2 separate regions of the Mus musculus genome follow, and region 2 is linked to region 1. The links are chromatin loops, found by intact Hi-C in ENCODE. Cell type or tissue: left cerebral cortex. All regions are shown on one strand.

The links. Peaks named below come from ENCODE experiments on the same cell type or tissue, not always from the same donor. Only the 100,000 strongest peaks of a DNase experiment are listed, where the experiment ranks them.
Region 2: a loop joins it to region 1, with 7 times the contacts of the local background. A loop is called at or near these places in 21 of 42 quality-filtered maps.

The regions. Positions count from the first base shown.
Region 1 is chr2:68,786,691-68,789,190 of GRCm38, forward strand. No RefSeq gene overlaps it. Among named protein-coding and RNA genes, the nearest start is that of Gm36174, 34 kb to the right of the region's middle. In left cerebral cortex, no CTCF peak of the experiment used is centred here; a DNase peak (open chromatin) is centred at 1,444.
Region 2 is chr2:69,060,023-69,062,522 of GRCm38, forward strand. All of the region lies in intron 6 of Cers6 (ceramide synthase 6), which reads left to right. Among named protein-coding and RNA genes, the nearest start is that of Gm39840, 69 kb to the right of the region's middle. In left cerebral cortex, a CTCF peak has its summit at 1,506 (motif pointing left); a DNase peak (open chromatin) is centred at 1,485.

The DNA of each region.
Region 1 (2,500 bases):
AATCCCCAGGATGCACAGAAAAATCTGGACACAGAGGTTTGCTCCTGCAATCCTAGTGCTGGGAGGCCATGATAGGAGGGTCCTCGGAGCTCACCGCCAGCTAATTCGAGAGATCCAGGCTCAACGAGGGACTCTATCCCTAATCAAAAAATAAAGTGGAGTATGATACAGAAACATGTTACACACTGATCTCTGGCTTGTACATGTACCCTCACATACATGTACATACGTACACATGACTACACCATATGGGCAAGGGGGTTCCCCTGGTTAGAGAGTCCCTGATTCATCTTCTTTAGAGGGTGAGAATATACCCTCAAAAGCCCGAAGCTGTCGGCGCCCTCAGACTACAACACTTAGAAAAGAGGTACAGTCACAATATCATCCCCACCCACTTCTGCACACACTGGTCGTGAGGCTCACAAGAGCCTTCGAAGCTCTGCAACATGTCACAGTTCAGAGGGTTTTTCTTCCACATACGTTTTGTCACAAGAGCTCTCTGAAATCCAAGATCAATGTCCTCACTGCAATTCGTTCAAGGACACACAAAGTGGTCGAGACAGGATTTGACTTTGGCTTCAGGCCATATTCTGCAATGGCAATTCTTATGCATAACTTGACCTCACTCTCAGGTCTCTGGCACACTCCTGGCAATAGCAGTCTGTGACATTCCCTGGAGTGAGGCTATAGGTCTCTAATACAGTGACTCTGCTCTTGCTAAATATATATTAGAGGCCAATGGAGAGTCTCATGACTCTCTGATTAGATATGATGCCTTGGCATGAGATCAAAACCACAACTGGTTGCTCAGGAATCACTGGCTTTACTCACAAGAATATCATGAACATATCAGTTGCCAAAGAGACAAACTGGGGCTTGCACCCTTTGTTAGATTTTGCTTGTGGTATCTCATGTGTATCTACATAGAAGAGAAACAGTTGAAAGGAGAGGTTTGTCCTGGCTCATGGATCTATAGGTTCAGCCTGTGTTTGACCAGCTCCACTGCCGTGGATCTGTGGGGAGACAGGGATCATGTCAGTGTGAGGGCATGGCAGAACAAAACTGAAAAAGAAAGTTAGGGGAGGGAGGAAGGGGGTCTGAAAGAAGGGGAAGAGAAAAGAAAAAGAGAAAGAGAAGTGGAGAAGGAAAGTGAGAGATAAAGAGAAAAAGGCAGCCTGGAGAAGTGACTCAGAAAAAAATGCTTGACTTGCAAATATTAGGACATTAGTTCAACCACTACAAGCCATGTTTAAAAAAAAAAAAAAAGCCAGATATGGCAGCAGATGCTTATAATCCTGGGGCAGGGGAAGTGGGGACAGGAGCATGGTGGACACTCACTGGCAAGGCAGCCTAGCCTGACTGTTGAGTTCTAGGCCAGTAAGAAAACCTGCCTCCAAAAATGAAGTCGCTGACTCCTGAGGAATAGCACCCAAGGTTGTCTTGTGGCCTCCATATGTATATGGGCAGCACGAACATACACATACTCAGTTTTTGGAAAGAGAAAAGAGGAACATAGTCTCCTATTAGAAAGGAAAATGTAAATTCTCTAGTTCCAGATGGTCTCCCAGCACACATAAGAAATCTGAAAGAATCTTAAAAAGCAGTATAAAGAAGAAATTGCTGGAAAGTTGCAAGGTCCCTGACATTTAAAACTCAATTGTATTCCTATAGCCTGGCAATAAGTCATCAGAGATGGGCAAGAAAACCAAGAGGACCTTTAGGGTAATGTGGATACAAGGTTGACAAAAGAAATGTAAACCGTCTATGTTGAAAGTTATAAAGCATTCATTTCCAAAGGAGATTGATGAAAACCTAAGTCCAGATGAGCCATTACCATGAATGTGAAGAGTTTATTTTGATAAGTTAAAAAAAATAAAAATAAAAATGGACTGATCTATGACTTAAATGCTAGCATCAAAATGTCCATAGGTTGGTTGGTTTGTTTGTTTGTTTGTTTGTTTGTTTGTTTAAGGCATTGCTGAGATGAATCTTAAATGCAGATGAGGAGTTGTGAGAAGAGAGGTTCTGCAGAGTCAACAAACCTGATTTTCTAGTTGATAAAGCAGGAGAGTCAGAGAGCATAGTACCAGAGTCAAGACAAAGGCAACCCAGGCAGTGGGAAGGAATGAAGAGTCCCAAAATAGCCTACAGCTTAGATGGATCACTTGCTCTTGGCAAAAGAAAAGGGCCATTACTTGGAGACATCAGAACTCAACAACTAGTTCTGGAAAACTGACTAAGTGAACTTTGATCCACGCTGCATTCCATATGCAAAATCTCAGTGCAGACTGGATAATATGATGTATGTGTGAGAGTTTTTAAAAGACAATGTAGATATGGTTGTTCTTCCTATGGGGTTGCCATCCCCTTCACCTCCTTCAATCCTTCTCATAACTCTTCCATAGGGGTCCCTGACCTCAGTACAATAGTTGGCTCTAAGTATCTGCATCTGTCTCAGTCAGCTGCTGGTACTGCCTCTCAGGGGACAGCCATGCTAGGC
Region 2 (2,500 bases), 270 kb after region 1:
GAGTTTTGCTGGGTATAGTATACTAGACGAGCATTTGTAGTCTCTTAGGTTCTGAATGACATCTGTCCAGAATCTTCTGACTGGCCTCCTTGGAGGCAGGTAGAGCTCTGTGACCTGGGTTAGAACCAGTCTCCTGGTAGGTAGGCAGTGCTATCTCTGGTTAGGATCAACCTCCTGAGTCTCTGGTTAGAGAAGGCCTCCTGTGACCGTGGTTACTTCAGACCCCCTGGGAGGCAGACAGACTGTAGTGTGTGAGAGGGTATTGGGTCCCTGATCTCACCCAGGTGGGGAAGCAGCTCTACATGCATTTTTAAAGATGAAGTTATCTTTCGGTCTTTGATTCAGATGTCTGGCCACTGGAAAGATTGATCTGCATAGGTACAGGAGGGTGACAAGAACTTATGTGCTGCTGTATTGCCCAAGGACCCATACCTGGGACTGTATATCCTAAGTCTTGGGCCTCAGCTAGATGTCTGCCTCCCTGGGTGTGGGAGAATCTTCTGTTCCTTATGATATTCTCTTCAATTGGAAGTTGTTATTTGGTCTTCTGGGGGAATTCCTCTCAAGTCATTCTAGAGAGCCAGAAAAATCTCCACTCTGGGTCATTGTAGTTCTAACTATCCTGGACTAATGACCCCATTCAGCCCCTATCCTTATAAATACCAACAAGCCATGCTTGGGGCTTTGATCTCCCTGGAAGCACTGTGCCTCAGGCCCAAGGCCACTCCTTGCAGCCTGGCTCTCACAATGCCCTTGTCATCTCCCAGGGACAGTCCTTGTTCTGTTTGTCCCTCACCTGATGGTTTCTCCTAACCAACACCTCTGCCTCTTTACAGTCACCCTTCCCCTTATATTTGTCCCTGAGAAGCTAGGAGTAGGATATTCACCAGCCTGAACTCCAGACTGCATGGAACTGGCTCTAGCCCATTGTCACAATGTGACTTTGGAGAACTTGATGTCTAGGTGCCTCAGCTCCCATCTAAAAAAAAAAAAAGAGAGAGAGAGAGAGAGAGAGAGAGAGAGAGAGCTCTGAATATTGTTTTATGGAGCTGCCATCAGGAAGACATCACAGCTTCGGAGCTTCTGCACATGAAAATTAGTAGTCAAATTAGAAGGTACTTAGGCGTTTGCTAGGTATTCATTGCAAATGTGGGGTTTAGAAAGAGGAAATATGCATACTTTCTACGCCAGCTTTGAGGAAATGCCACAGCTAGAATTCAGGTGTAGGAGCAGGTACTGGGATGGCTGAAGGAAGAGGAACAAGAAGAAGATATGGTTGCTAACTATAAGAGCTCCCCTGAACTCTGCCCAACAGCTTACAGCACCATCCCCAACTGTTTAGCCTGGAGAAGATATTCTCCACCCTCTATGTGAAGCACAAAATTGAGTCTCTGATTGTTCATTGTCATTGGGCCTCAAGACTTTGGGAGTACCTATGAAGATGCTGGCTGGAGTCCCATCAAGTAGCTCTGATTTTAGTTGAGCACAGTCTGCCCCCTACTGATGGTGTTGGATGCTTTCAGGTTAGATGGGCTTTGTGGTTGAGCTCTTATAGGGACCTTTGCAGAAAATGGAGAGATTCATTTGTGAACTAATGGAGTTCTTCAGACTTACATAAACTATATTTTTAATACCTCAGAAGTGACCTTTTCTCATTTAAATTCATGCAAACTAATATGGCCAGGTCAAGGGTGATTTAAACAGAACCTAGAGAGTCCATTATAAAGACCAGGTAGTTGCATGTAGACAACTTGTGAGAAAAATGGCATATGTGTGTTTGAATAAACACACTGATGGCATTTGAAATCAGAGGGTTTGAGAGCTTGCTTGGATGGAGAGAGGTGGAAGACTGAAGACTGGCTCAGAACACTGCAAACTAGCACCATGTTCTGACTACCCCCTCCAGAAGTGATTGGTAGCACTATCATACTGTTTCTGTTGGCACAAATAACATTTTATTGTGCTCCTTTCTAATGTAATAAAAAATCAATTAAAGATTAAATATTAACTAATCCACAGCGGACAAGATTATGAGTTCTCAATCTTGAAAGGGCACCATAAATGTTGTACAGGAGAAAGATCGGGTGAACAGCCCTTACACAGCAGTTCCCTGCCTCATTTATATCTTTTTCCAGAAGCCATAAAATAATGGTGCTTCTAGCAACAGAGAAAATGCTGGCCAATCTGGACACACCGCTCCTGCTTTTAGAAGCTGGAGAAGCCATTGCTGGCCTTTCAGTTGTCTAGAAGTTGTAGTTATAATCGATCATGACCTTTGATGAGGGTGCCTTTCAGAGCTCCTTATGGTTTATATGAATTTCATGAGCAGTATTAAATTGGTTTGGATTGCTTCAGAAGAGCTGTGAAAATTAACCTCTTACATATCCTTTGCCAGAATCAAGTAAGGCAGAGACTACAAACCTGCTGCGTTGCATAACTGAGTTTCTCACATGATGCCCTTTGGCATGATTCTAAAACAAGGGTCATCAAACTTTACTGT